Regions from separate parts of the Mus musculus genome. Here regions 1 and 2 are each linked to region 3. Evidence: chromatin loops called from intact Hi-C (ENCODE). Cell type or tissue: left cerebral cortex. All regions are shown on one strand.

Region 1 (5,000 bases), 50 kb after region 3:
TAATTACCACGGGTTTTAAAAGAAGGCACACATGTATTTACTAGAAAACTGAAGGTGGTTTTGAGGCCAGGTTCCTCGCTTTTCATGCCCAGGCTGTGTGTTTCTGTAATAGTGCTTAGGCTAGCTGTGAGACTCATCGGATGTGTATTTCTGTAATAGTGCTTATACTGGCTGCGGAGCTCATCAGACAGTGATGCCTGTCAGCCACACACAGACATACCCTCTCAGACTCCCTTTACTGGGAAATTACTTTTTTAAAAAATCAAGGCAGGATATCAAAAAGAAAAGGAAGCTGTGGAAATCAGGAAATATGTTTCACATAGCAGTCAAAGTAAATTTCAGGATGGAACAAGAAAAAAAGATCTCAAGGCAGATCAGCTCCAATAGGGATAGGCTGGTAGTCTCGGGACCATGCATGTCTTCACGAGGATGCAACAAGGTTGGTTTTGATGTGGAGACATAGGTTCTCACTATACATAGCCCAGGCTGGCAGACAGGCCATTGCTCCTCCTGCCTCGGTCCCACCTAGCAAAATTGACAGAATGCCTGATTTAACTTGCCAAGAGAAGGTGCACTTTGTGGATGGTTGTGAAAGTAATTGGAATTCAATACATAAACAGTCAGTCACTGGGGGTAGGAGGGGAGCGGCCATGTTGGAGTTCCTGAAGAAATGACAAATAGTCATTAGGGACACATGTCTCAGCTGTGCGTAGTGTTCATCCAGGATTGGTGTAAACAGGTCTCTAGGACAGAATGGTAAACTGATGTTGCAGGTGGGGAAGGTGGGGGGAGTCGGTGGCGAGAATATGTGAGGGACTGACCCCCAGGGTAAGAAGTTAAAAGACGGAAAGAAAAACAGGAAAATCAGAAGTAGCAAATGCAACCAATGAGGAGTAATATGCCTAGAGAAATAAATACTCAAAGTCCCGAACTCGGGTGCCTCTGGGAGTCAGGGAACACAGGGATGGACAAGGCACAGCTACTCTGTGACAAGGCCTGTAGAACACTGTGATTCTTCAGTGTGTCTATATAACTTTGGTTGTAAAACAAACATGCATTAAAAAAAATAGCTCCCCAAATGTCAAGTATTTAAAAGTTTTAAATATTTCATTAAAACCATTTAATGTAACCTAAGAAGTGAATTATTTATGATCATCGTATAATAATCTCAAGACAGAAAAAAAAGGTGATAAAACATTCCAGAGAGATATCTAGCTAGAGGAAGTAGAACTTTATTACAATCTGGCAACTGTTCTGCCTGACAAGTCTACAAAAAAACCTATACTTTTCTTGAAGATTAAAAAAGTAATTCATAGACTGAAACAGACGTTGTACCTAAACCGTATTATTGGAAATCTTTTCCTTTGGCTTAGTTAGGGTTCCCCCTCCCCCCACCCCCTTAGATTAGTTTCAGTTTCAAAAATTAGGTGTATTAACTTTGTGTTCAGTGTGAATAAAGATCTGCCCTCCCTCTAGAAAAACAGATGTGGCCAGGCATGGTGGCGCATACCTTTAATCCCAGCACTTGGGAGGCAGAGACAGGTGGATTTCTGAGTTCGAGGCCAGCCTGGTCTACAAAGTGAGTTTCAGGACAGCCAGGGCTACACAGAGAAACCCTGTCTCGAAACCCTCCCTTACCCCCCCCCAAAAAACCCATATGTGTGTATGTGTATACACATGTACATCATATACATATACACACACTAGGCTTGTGTGTACATATGTGCTCATAAGAGCAAAGCTATTGTGGAAATGCTAGGTTAAATGAAAGAATCGGTTTACAAACCCCATTGCTCCTAGAGCAATAGGGTTTTAGTGTCAGAAGATGCTACAGGCATCAAGAGGTCCAACCTCACCCGATGTATATGGAGACAGCCTTCGCCAGGAACAGCCTGGCTGTCATCTTCCTAGCCCCTGCATTTGTTTACTAACTAGGCAGAGGAAGTAAGAAGCCGGGAGAAGACTTTTTTCAGGACCCTCTGTTCTTACTGGAAGCAAGCCGCTTCCGCACCTTGGAGTGTTTCTGCAGCTGATACAGCCAGGCCTGCCAGTGCCATTGCTGCGCTGAACCTCATTCTGTATTCTGTGCTTTCGCAGCCTGGGTCCTCCCATCGTTAGAATTCCAAGGTTACTGCTGAGGGTACGGTGACCCAGTTTCAGAATCAGCGATCAGAGGACTGTGTCCTCGACAGTCAGCGTTCCGTGTTTGCTGCTGCGTGCTTCCCTCTGCCCACTCTCTTTTTCTAATAACCGGTTGTGATCTGAGTCCTGAGGAAAGCAGGCCTTGTCAGAGCCCATAGCCCCGTTTGCCCCTCTGTTCCCCGGGTGTGGAGAGTTTTTATCCATTTCCGTGAGGGGTATTGCTCCTGCTCTGTGACTCAGAAAGGTCGGACTGAACGGTCTGGCCCCATAATGAAGGAGCACACACTTGGGGAAGAGGCTGGGGAGGAGAGAGAGAAGGAGGAGAGAGAGAAGAGAGAGAGGAAGAAAGGAAGAAGAGGGAGAGAGAGGAAAGACAGAGACAGGGGCTGATGGCAGGGGGGTGGAGAATGAGAGAGGGGAAGAGAAAGTGGAGCCAGGTTTATCTAGCACTTAAGGTTGCGATCTCCGTTTCTGTGAAGTAGACTTTACCTTTGTTTTACAAGATCAGAGAGAGGGTGGTGCTGTAATTCAACCCCAGGTCCTCCGAAATCCACTCTGCAGAACCAGGACGAGCATATAGGGCACGGTAAACAGAGCTGGGCTTGGTAGAGCTTTTCAAAGGGCAGTTCAGATTCCTAACAGGCTTGTGCACTGGCCTTTCCACAAGGAAATCTACTCAGTTTAAAAACACATGCCTCAAACGCTGCGAGTGTGGTGTACATGAGTGTACATGTGATCCCAGCACTCGAGAGGCCAAGACTTCAAGTTTGAGGCTAGCCTGGGCTACATAGTGAGTTCCAAGGCAGCTTCAGCAACCATGTAAGGCCTATCTCTAAATTCTCTCTCTCTCTCTCTCTCTCTCTCTCTCTCACACACACACACACACACACACACACACACACACACATATACACACACACAAACACACACACTTGTGAACATGGGCCATACTTGTGGCTTTTTAAAAAATAAAATATTTAAAATTGTTTTCTGTACTTAATCTTGAAGATAATGTGCTAAGTGAAATAAACTCATCACAAAAAGACAAAAATGGTAAGACTCTATTTATACAAGATTCCTAGAGTAGCGAGGTTCATAGAGACAGTCAATGGAATGACAGTTTTCAGGGGTTGTGAGGTGGGGCATATGGGAACTAATGGTTGTACTATATTGATAATATATTTAAAACCACTGCAGTGGGAGGAGAGATTCATTACAGAGTTGTCTTTTGACCTCCACACATGCACCATGACATGACCATATCATATCATATCATATCATATCATATCAAATCATATCATATATCATATCATACATGTGTGTGTGGTACATTTTATCTTACATATTTTTGTATTGTTTATAGTAACACAAAATGAGCAGTTTTTTCATAAATGCTTTATAAGTCCTGACACTAATAAAAGTCTGTCCTATAATTTGTTGCTATTCAACATTAGTGACACATTAGTGATAGTGAGGACATGTACAATGCCAATAAGATTTGTAAATCATAGGCCAATCATCAATCAAAAAAAAATCGATATCTTAGAGATCGTCAGGTAACGGGTCCTACCCCATGTGCTCCTGAATGCTTGCGTTCATGCATGCATGCATGCATTCAGTCATGCATGTATCCATTCCTGACTACTCATGCATAGCACTAATTGCATCCTGAAGATAGGCTTGACTTCAAGGTGTCTAGAAGCCTACAGGAGGAACGGCCGCTGGTTCAGTAGGTGGAGGTAACAGAGCCACAAACTCCAGGAGCTTTGAGGACAGACACACTGGTCATGCCGCCTGAAAATCTTCACCCTTTATTAGACTGGATGACTAGGAAATGGTTTTGTTTTGCTTTTGTTCCTGGATACTTAGACTGTGTAAAGTAATGAAAGGAGTGGAGCCAGGAACTTACTGTTTAATGTCTATGGGAAAAGAAGACTAAAGGGCGATTCTCATTTGGTGCAATAATTTCTCAATCATTTACGCAGTGACAGTGGCAGGTAATAGCAGAGAGGATACTCAGGCTGTGAAATACAGTGGATTATTGTTTATTCATTCAACCAAGACACTCTCCATAGGCCACCCACGCAACAATGAAATATACTTTTAAAACACACAGAACGCAGATCAGAATTCCCCAGCCACTTTTGGTATCTCTGTCCTCTGGCAAGGATGAATCTTCCAAGGGTCCCAAGGACATTTCTTGCTTTTAGTCAAGAAGGAAATTTACTTTTCTTTTGGGGTCTTTTTTACCCTAAACTGCTTAGCCACTTCTTGCTCTTATCATCCTTCCTCCTTCTGAAGAGGTAACGCTAACTGCCATTGTGAACTTCCAGCTGGATTTGGGGTGTCAGGTCAGGTGTAGTAGTTTAATGATAACCCCCCCCAGAAGGCCTATCTGGAAGACCCCAATTGTCAGATACAGGGAGGAAAGGACTCCCTATATATGACTAGTATTGTTAAACTTGAAAATTTTAAGGAAGATCAAATCTATGATTGTCCGATTGAAGCAAACTTTGTTAAATACTGGCCTGGAAGCTGAACACTGGCAGGTCGGAATCTGGGACTTTCAGAGACGTGGTACTGAATTAGGTCACTCAGGTGCCTATAAAGGCCAAACCTACAAGACTACGTTCCTTCCTCCTTTGTCCAATTAGGGGCAGGCATACATCCTGATATACTGCCTGCCTGCCTGCATACTTCCCGCCTACATGTGATGGAGCCCGGCCTGTGCAGTTGGGGCAACCAACCTTGTTTACTGAAGTGAGAACACATGGCCTGTTATTTTACGTGAACAGCATCTCCAGCATTCATTCTAGGAAGCTGCCCATCCTTGGGCAATTGGAGCTTACAGGGTATGT
Region 2 (5,000 bases), 100 kb after region 3:
ATATTTGTTGAACATCAGCTCTTTTACTAAACCAACAAACATAGGAAGAGCCTTTGCAAATAGGGTGCATAAAATATTGTGTCACTGTTATTTTTATTGGCTTTTTGCTGTTATTCCATCCTGTGCCGTAGGAAGGCGCCTTCTGTCCTGTGGTGATTTTGGATCACAGAGCGTGGCTCTGTGGTTCAGTACTCAGTCCTCATCTGAGCACTGGACCTGGGAGACCTTCCCCACCTGCCTCCCTCCCAAGAATAGAGTCATTCTGCTCTTGACCTCAGAGAAGCTGGGTTAAGGTCAAAGAAGACGGCCGTCAGTGTTCCTGCTGGCATGTGTGGTATATTTAAACACCTGATTACACTTAATTCATGCCCCAAGCCTGGTCAGAGAGTTGTAATGCCTGTCATGGCATTTCTTCTCAGGAACAGGACCTCTGAGGAAGTCACATTCCAGGCAGAGGAAGCAGCAATCTAAGGCTGGGAGGAAAGAACAGAGCTTGCACGCCACAGGCATAGCCAAGAGCCAGTGTGCTGAGACAGGCTGACTGGGGTAGGGAGAGAGTGTGGAGAGGCGAGGTCAGGTCCAAAGAAAATAAATAAATGCATTTCTGTGGTTTAGATTCTGCCTTAGCTCCTTTCCTACCTCTGCAACAGAATAAACGGGCCTGGGTAATTTATAAAGAACAAACAAACAAAGAAACAAACAACCCAGACTTCCTTGGCTCATGGCTCTGGAGGCTGCAAGGTCCAGGCAGCTGCCATTGGTAGCTGGTAAGAGCCCTGTTCTCTCATGCTATGGAAGGAGAAAGGGCACAGGACGAGCCTGGGGAGCAAGAGAGGGCCAAATGCGTGCTCACTCACGATAAGCCACACGGCAATAACATTTGTCCATTGGGATAACATCTGTCCATCCTTGAAGGCACAGTTCCTTGTGACCAGGGAAGTCCTCACATCCTAACACTATTCCCTTCAAAACGAAGCTTCTAACACCTGCCCTCTGAGGCACATGTTCAAAACAGCCAAACAGTGTCTCCGAGTTCTTATCAATGTGACTCGGAATTCTAAGTGTATTTCCTTCACAGTTAAACTGCACACAGCCATGCAGTCCGTCTGTATTGTTCAGCTCCATCTCAGGATGGCTCCTCCTCTCCTTCCCATCAAATAAGAAAGACTCCTCATCCGGGTCTCACTCCCTGTCACTCCCTGCTTGCTTTCCCCCCTCAGGTCCTGACAAATACTGAGGTCAGATGCTTGCTTGCTTACTTTTTTTTTCCTTTTTAGGAGCTTTTTCAGGAAAATAATACTGCAATTTCTGTGGCATGTAGAACACTTAGTGACAGGAACACAATATCTTTGCTCACGAAACAGAAAAAATTTACACACATGTACACACACACACACACACACACGCCATGCTCCAAGTCACTTGCTTAATACACTCGAACCAGGAGATTCTGAAACACTCAATACATTTACTTTCCATTACATTTAAGTGCCTCTTACATGAAGCTCACCTAACCGATCCCGAGTGTGAGGCCAAACCAGGAGTGGTACACTAGGTGCAGCCTCGAGAGAGATGCCTGCAACAGGAGAGCTACAACCAACGTGGAGCAGAACACCTCCATGCCTATGAGGACACATGGTTAAGAATGGTGTCCCAGCCAAAGGCAGTTACTTCTGAGGAGTGTCTAAGTCTCAGTCAGGATTGTACATGCTTAATGCTGTTCTCCATCTGAGAGATAGGACAAAGTCATAGGAGGAATGAAAATGCCTGGGGTCAAACCAGAAAGGTTAGGAATTTACTGAGAAGAAGAGCAAGAGGCAAGTTGAAAGGGACAGAGGCGAGGACAAGGAGGCTGTACAGGGATGACTGGTGGGGACAGGGAGGCTGTGCAGGGATGACTGGTGGGGACAGGGAGGCTGTGCAAGGATGACTGGTGGGGATAAGGAGGCTGTACAGGGATGACTGGTGGGGACAGGGAGGCTGTGCAAGGATGACTGGTGGGGACAGGGAGGCTGTGCAGGGATGACTGGTGGGGACAGGGAGGCTGTACAGGGATGACTGGTGGGGACAGGGAGGCTGTGCAGGGATGACTGGTGGGCACAGGGAGGCTGTACAGGGATGACTGGTGGGGACAGGGAGGCTGTGCAAGGATGACCTCATCCTACTTCAGGAGCGCTAATAGGCTGTGGGCGCATCCGTGGTTTCTAATTGAATCCTCCGAGAAAACTGCCTCAGGGAAGCATCGGTCTCTGCAGTTGCTTCAGGAGACTGACATCACTTTAAGATGAGATTACTTAATCTGCAAAGGCGGGAGGAGTCAGTTTTACCTGACTTCACCCCTGCCATATGTCCCACTTCCTTCAGCCACCTGCCCCCCAGCCCCTGACCTAGGCTGCCATTGTTCCTGTTGCCTGAACTCTGATGTATCCCATCATGCAGCTGAACCTGTAATTGATATTTTGGCCGAGGACCCAGAGATTAGATTGCCAGCCTAAGCAACAAAGCCGTGTTCTCTCCCGAGGGGGTTAGATGATACCAGCTGCCGGGGATGAAAATTTGAGGCATACTTTATACTGTCATCTCCCGGGGACCTCCTTAGGGAAGCAGTTCTTGCTCAGGAAGGGATCTGGGGGCCGCCGACTGAGAAGGCTTGAAACGTGAGTCCCCTCTCCATCTGCCAGGCGTCACCTAAGACGGCAGCACAGGTGGAGAAGGGGGAAACTGTGGCAAACAGGACCCGGTAAATCCTCTTTTGGTGACAAAAGAGCCTATGTTCTAAGACTGCAGAGCCAAAGAATGGGGTTGAATCATGCTCGTGGCTCAGTCAGTGGAGACTACCTGTGCATCTCTCCTCTGAGGCCTCCTGGCAGGTCCTTAACAAGGACTCTGGGACCACAGTTAAATACAAGCTCTCGATGGCTTCTCTCCAACCAGAGTTGAATATCATGTTACCACACTGTGCATGAGAGTGGACAGAATCCCCAGATTTCAACCCCAAAGAGTTACTTCCAAGACATCTCAAAATAACACCTGCGGAGTACTGGGATGGCTTTTGTGACTTCTCTCCTCTCTTCCTCCTCTTCTTCTTCTGCTTCTCTTTCCCCCCTCCCCCTCCCCATCCCCCTCCTCCCTCTCTCTCCATTAGCATGCCTGTGGCTGCTCCTGTACCAAACTTGGTGCCGGGGGCTAAGGATATAAATGAGACCCTGCTGTCTAGGGTTAATGCCATGCCCTCCTGCTACCTACCATCTGTCTGCGGCTGCTTGTCCTGCTTCTGCAGGGGCTTGGAAGTAGAAGGCAGCTTGAAAGCCAAGAGCCCCCTCCTGCCTCAGAGCCTGTGAATCTAGCTTGAGCAAACACCAAGGGCATTGCCACGTGAACCGAACTTCACCAAACTGAATTCAGATATGTAAACAGATAGCGGGATAAAGTGTGGTTAGCGATATTTGAGAATGTTTTCTGCACACAGTGCCTGGATCGCAGTAGGCAAAGCCGACAGCCCGCACAGGGTGAAGAGGGGCCTCCCAGGCGTGCCATGTGAGCCCTCTGGAAAGAGAAGAGGGTGTTTGCCAGACAAACAAGGGGGACCCACAATCAGCAGAGGTCCTGCCAGATGAACATGCTTCTTGGGAGGGGGACCCTCCCCCCCTTCTTCTGGTGTAACTTGGGAAGGCAGCTTCTTGATTGGCTGTTTAAGCCTCAGAAGTTAAAGAGGTTAAAACCACGGGAGAAAACTATGCCGGCTCCTCACCCTTAAAATGCCACCCATTTTAATCTTTGCCTTATTAAAATAAGTAAAATTTCACTTCTTTTCCACACTGGCTCGAACTGGCAAGCGTTCACATCCCAGGGCCCTTTCAGCATTTGGGCAAACATGCCAAATGCCTCCCACGGAAAAGGCAGAGCTCTGCACTTGAGGCGTACAAAGGACAAACAGTAAGAGTTTTGCTCCTAAGGAGACCAAAATGGACCCTGAACAGAAAAAGCTAAAGTCAGCAGGGAGAGGGGTCTCCACTACCATTTCCTATCAAAGGAGAGGGAAAAAAAAAACAAACCTTATTTATATGCACAGCCACAGAACTGGTGTTAAGTTCTCTGAAATAAAGGACTTTAATTCTGAAGTTCAGAGCTCCGGGGGAACGAGGAAGAAGGCTGGGGTATTGAGAATGCTGGGCACAAGCCTCACCAAGTCCTTCCCATGGTGGAAAACAGCCCTAGAGGAGCACTGGAGGCAGAACTTGAACTTCACATTCAAGAACTGATGATAAATATGGTTCTTTAACCTGTAACAAGTGTCGCCATTCTGCTAGAGCCCCGGTTCACAGCTTTGATTATCTAACAAATATGGACTTTTTAAATTAATTATTTTAATTATTTACATTCCAGACCTTGCCCCTCTCACAGTTCTTCTTCCCATTCCCCCTCCCCTTTGCCTCTGAGAGGGTGCTCCCCCTCCCCACCCACCCAGGCATCCCCTTTCCCAGGGCCCTCAAGTCTCTGCAGGGTTGGTACATCCTCTCCAACTGAGGCCAGACAAGGCAGTCATAAGGACGAGTTTTTACCAGGACCTAACATATTGCCCCACCTGGGAACCCTGGGGCTGTAACTTAAATGGTGCCTGTCATAGAGACAGTAGCAACTGTCTGTGCTCCATCCACACACTTCTCTCTGTTTCTTCAGCCTAAGGACTCAGCTGTCTTTAAACACATTTGCAAATGACAGGCCCTCTGACCCTCCCCTCCCACTCTCAGAAGTGATTCTTTCCAGTGGACTCCCACAGCAGTTCCTGCGGACGTCTCTCTGCACCCCATTCTATGCAGAGCTTCCGCTCTACCTGGCTTGTGACTTAGTAAATAGGTCCTCTCTCCTACCAGATGATGATTTCCTTGAGCCCATGGCATTTTCCCTGGAGGTCTTTATCACATCCTCTTCCACCATCAGCCCATTATGCCACACTATTGAGCCCTGACGAAGGCTCAGAAATAAGTGACTGCCTTCAG
Region 3 (5,000 bases):
TTTTTTTTCCCTAAGACTCTGATCGATTTAGGTCTTACCTTTATGCTTAACATGTATTTTGAGTTTATTCTTATATAATTCTTTTGTATATATCCCGTTGCCCTTCTATATTTTGTTGGTATGAACTATGGACCAGTACGCTTGAGAAGTCGGAAGAAAGATATTCTGTCACCTGTCACCTTTCCAGCAGGACAGCTTACTATAGAGCCACGTTGAAAGCTTCCATTAGTCTGCAGCCACACCCCCTCAATGGGCAGGATCTGGTCTGAAAGTTCCGTTATTCTAGGGTAAACTTAATAGCTCCATGCTGACTATCCGGTGGACTGAGCTGTTATCGATACGATGTGATAGTCAAAAGCCAAGGCAAATAGCTCAAAAGATAATCAAAGTTTCCTATTAGCTTCCGATTTGAGGTATGATGCATAAAGTCTGGCACTAGAATATTCTAATATGAGCATCAACTCTCTAGATGATTTAATGGCGTATAAGTTGCCATATTTGTCTTACAAAATGAAAAGTCAGTAGAACCCACACTATGTGAATTTGAATTACTATAGAGTGATTCTTGTGCAGTTGGCACAGAGTCAAGAGTATAGTGTGCCAAGAAAAAGATCCCTGTTGTATACTCTGCCCAGATTTCATTTTGAGCTTCTAAAAATTTCTATTGCTACTAAACCAAAGTTAAAGGAACCTTTAACTTAATTCTCTAAAACTCATTATTATTCTTATTTTGAGGAATAGTTTAGGATATATGTAAGCAATGATCAATGAAACAATACACTAATCCCAGCATTTGAGAGGCAGAGGCATATGTATCTCTGTAAGTTCGAGGCCAGCCTGGTCTACAGAATGAGTTTCAGGGCAGCCAGGGCTACACAGAGAAATCCTGTCTGGAAAAACAAAACAAAACAAAACAAAACAAAACAAAACAAAACCAACAAAAACCCAAAACAACAACAACAACAACAAGTTATCCAGAAAAGCCCAGTTAACTAATCCGCTATGCACTGGAACTATCCCGTATCAGTTCTGAATCACGCTTGCCATCAGCATTGAAATTAGTGGTCCTGTTTTGGACACTGGGACCTTTGATTCGTTATAGAGTATATGTTACAGTTGGTTTTCTGCGTCTTTTGTCACAGAAGATTTTTGCTTTAGTAATAAATAAGACGCCTAGATTTTGGTATCTTTGTATTTGCAGCATCAAAAGGCCCGGTAGACTTGAGTTCCAACGCTTCTATTGAAATAGCCATGACAGGAAGTATGGAGCTAAGTCTCATTGCTTCTGACTAACCCACAAAAGGACAAGATAATCTTTCTAAGATATCGAAGTCAATATTTAATTTCATTATGAGTGAGGACAATAATGACCGATGTCACTGTGTTCAAATGCACTGGAACTCAGCAATACAATCGCTAGCTTTTTATATCTCTGGAGGGACATCTTTCCATTTGTGCGACTCAGGAGTCCCAGATCCATTCTGATAGCTTGGACCATGCAGGGTGAAACCTCTTTATGGTCCAGGTCACTCGAGTTACTGTTTTATGCTGGTACCCGGGACCCGGACTACTTCCAGAGAAGGTGGTGACTGACAGTCTTGGATTCTTGCCCCTTGCAAGGTGCGCCTCGACCCTCGCCTTCAGCCTTAGATCTGGCCATTCCTGCAGCGGTGGAGAGGGCACTGGTAAGTCCCACACGGTGTCCTGGGCTAACTCCTGCTTTCGAGTCAGCCCGGGTGCAAAGTGTCCGGCATGCACCAACGGAGCTCGGCGGGCAGCGCGGCGGTGTCCGGGCGGGGCGGGCGAGGGTCCGAGCGGCCAAGGCAAGCGCGGGCGGAGCATGTGACCACGGCGCGCGGGGCTGGGCGCGCAGTGCCGCGCGGTGGTGGCGGCGGGGAGAGCAATGGAGGCCGCGGGCGCTTGAGAGCCGGCCGCGCTGCTGGGGCTGCTGCTGCTGCGGAGGCTCGGCGGGCTGGGACGTTCCCGGGGCGCGCGGCTCTCGCCAATCCCTCTCTCCACGGCGGCGCCCTGCGAAACCGCAGGTGAGCTCTCCTCCGGCGACGGAGGAGAACAGACAATGGGCAGCGGGTGGCTTCTCTCTCTGGCGGGGCCCGAGCGAGACTCCTACCTTGCCCCGGGCGTGGGCTAGCACGGCCGGCGGAGGTCTTTGGGGCGACGACCCCATGCGCGGCGCAGCCCCTCTCTTCTGGATCTGTGCGGGGCGTGCTCATTCGTGGGTCCCTGGGAGGAACCTGCGAGCGGACTGCACCCCGGGAACTTGCCGAGAGCGTGGGACTCGCTCAGCCCCGCGCTCCTTCCCGCGCCTTGTCCGGTTCCCGGGTCCCCAGCGCAGAGCGGGACCTCGCTAACCAGGAGCTGAGACGCGGACACGCTCAGCCGGGTCCCCAGGCTGCATGGCTTTGTTTAACCTCTGCCGAGAGCCGATGCGCACAAACTCTTGTTGCCCCAGTTCTGATGAGCTACCAGTTTGATGGCAGAGGCGAACAAAGGTTTCCCTCCCAGGGCTGGAGCCGGGCACCGCACGCCGCCGGGGCGTGAAATGGGCTCGCCTTATCTTCTTCCATCGCGGCTGTTTCCCTGCAGCTATAACCGCCCTTTCTTGCAGAGCTCTGTGGTGGCGAGATTGGACCTCTAACCCCTTGGATGCAGTGGGTGGGGTACTATGGCTTTAAAAAAAAGAACCGAGTATCAGCCAAGAACAGACATTTGAATTTTATGTTAGATGTTTGCACACTCTCAATGGCTTTCCGAATTGTGGATTTCAAGGGGGAAATGTATATGTGAAGACATTGATTCAGTGTAGGGGGAGGGTGGAGAAAACCTAGTAACTGTGACCATGTGTTGTGAAATTTTAATATGGTTTTACGAATACAGGCCGGGAAACTGATCTGGCACTGGGTGTAGGTGAGGGTGTGTGTGTGTGTGTGTGTGTGTGTGTGTGTGTGTGTGTGATGGGGAGGTGGCAGCAGTGGCAGGGGAGTGGTTAGAATACAAAGGATACGGCAGTTTTAGTAAAAGGTTTTAGTAGATATCCCGTGGCAAATAAGCAATTAATTAAACTGTCAGTTAAATCAATGTTCCCCCGTAAAAATTACCTCCAGTAGTTGTTGAATTATATAATAAGATGGCTAGCGGTCATTTGGCATTGTCTGTGATTCGGGTATCTGAATACAGTGATCGATTTTGAGTAATTTTTAAAGAGTCGACAAAAGGAAGGCACCTTGGCCACCACCTTTATTGCTTGGCTTTTTTTTTCCCCCAGAGAAAACTGCCTATAAGAAAAAAGAAATTCAAGGCCAATTTTAAAAAGAAACATTTGAAAATGTATCTTGAATTGGTTATATGGTTGCATTATGCTAACTCATAAATGTGTGTGGGTGAGGGGTGGGGTCCTGCAATAAAACCTTATTATTTTTTTTTACTATTGTTTACTTAAATTTTACTCCAAAGTTTTTGTTTAGAGTCACCTGTGACAATTGAGAGACTTTCAAGACTTTTCAATATAAACAGAGCACTGAATTTGGAGCCAGGAAGGTAATAGTGCTGACATTAGAGTTAGGTAAAAACAAAACTATATGGTTCTTCATAATCTACAAACACTGTAACAGCAGAAGTTATTACTGCTAGGCGGAAAGCTGCATTTTATGTTTTCTTATTATGCAATTTTGTAGCAATTTTTGTCCGTTTTATGTATGTTTCTATGTGTACTACTCATGTGCGTGTATCGTGTATGTGTGCATGCACCCATCCGTTCACACACGTGTAGCTTCTGGAGGCTAACGGTCTAACGCTCTCCATCATTCTCTTCCTTGTATTTTGAGACAGGGTCTCTTATTGAATTGAACCTGAAGCACATCAATTTGGCTGGATTGGCAGGCCAATGCCCCGCCCCACCAGTACCTCCTTCATATGTCTAGCTTTTACATATGTACTGAGGACCCAAACTCAAGTCCTCATGCTTGTACGGCAGGAGCCCAGTTATTGTCTGCTTTTGCAATCTGTATATCTTTCGCTGTTTTTTGTTTGTTTGTTTTTGTTTTGTTTTGTTTTGTTTTGAGACAGAGTCTCATTTAGCCCTGGCTGGCTTTGAACTCGTTATTTAGCCAAGCACGGCCTTGAACTCCTGATCCTCTTGCTTCCACCTCCAGGATGCTGGGATTGCTGGTGTGTGCCTCTACATCAAGCCACAGTCTGTTTCTGCCAAGGCACAGAGTGGTATTCAGTAGTTAGTGGTGGAACAAGCTAGTGATAAAGAAAATGCAAATGAGTAGAATGCACACAGGTGCAGCTGGCTTACAGTGATGAGTATTTGCTGAAGACCTACTATGTGTCAAGAGCTGCAAAGCATTTCCACATGTGGGTCCATGAAAGCCTAGAGCCTTACTTTTACAGTCATAGTTGATGTGCATATTCATGAAACATGGGGCCTTTCGGGTGGTCTCTGTGATGCCACTCTATAGCTGAATAGGAATAGGAGGACATTTCACTTGTTGAGCATGGTTGTTTTTCACGGGCTCCTTGTGCAGAGGCAGGGCAGATGTTATCATTGTGATTTGTAGGTAAGGAAATCCAGACACAGCGGGATTAAATGACTTGCCAACTCTTGCCACTAAAGCAATGGTGCCAGGGGCAGACGCTGGATCGCACGCCTGGTGCTTTGGCCCCGAATCACAACCTCCTCTGAGACACTGGGCTCCCCTAGAAAACAACAGTCTAGTTAAAGTCTACACCCTGGATACACTCTATACACGGAAGAGTGGGTAAATATGCCAACTTCTTGAGTTGGGGGACTGCACTTGAAACCGCCTGTCCTTGTAACAAGCCCTTTGTGTGGCAAGTAGTTTAAAATTTCAGCTTCCTCCTCTGTAAGATTCCTTTGTCCTGAAGGAATTGTGTGAGGGTCAGATGAAATGGTATGCACATATCCTTTGCGAAATATCAACGTAAGCAAGGCAGGACAGTTTATCTTTATTCTCATT

The links. Hi-C counts contacts between places; a loop is a spot of excess contacts. Peaks named below come from ENCODE experiments on the same cell type or tissue, not always from the same donor. Only the 100,000 strongest peaks of a DNase experiment are listed, where the experiment ranks them.
Region 1: a loop joins it to region 3, with 2.1 times the contacts of the local background. A loop is called at or near these places in 4 of 42 quality-filtered maps.
Region 2: it touches region 3 in a loop (2.3-fold over the local background); 3 of 42 quality-filtered maps call a loop at or near these places.

What each region holds. Positions count from the first base shown.
Region 1 is chr5:76,706,043-76,711,042 of GRCm38, forward strand. It overlaps a transcript of Cracd not described here. Among named protein-coding and RNA genes, the nearest start is that of Gm34369, 69 kb to the right of the region's middle. In left cerebral cortex, no CTCF peak of the experiment used is centred here; a DNase peak (open chromatin) is centred at 2,090.
Region 2 is chr5:76,760,017-76,765,016 of GRCm38, forward strand. It overlaps a transcript of Cracd not described here. Among named protein-coding and RNA genes, the nearest start is that of Gm34369, 15 kb to the right of the region's middle. In left cerebral cortex, no CTCF peak of the experiment used is centred here; DNase peaks (open chromatin) are centred at 2,572 and 3,807.
Region 3 is chr5:76,655,812-76,660,811 of GRCm38, forward strand. It overlaps a transcript of Cracd not described here. Among named protein-coding and RNA genes, the nearest start is that of Cep135, 70 kb to the left of the region's middle. In left cerebral cortex, a CTCF peak has its summit at 1,890; DNase peaks (open chromatin) are centred at 592, 1,879, 2,574 and 2,839; H3K4me3 peaks cover 2,260 bases; H3K27ac peaks cover 1,303 bases.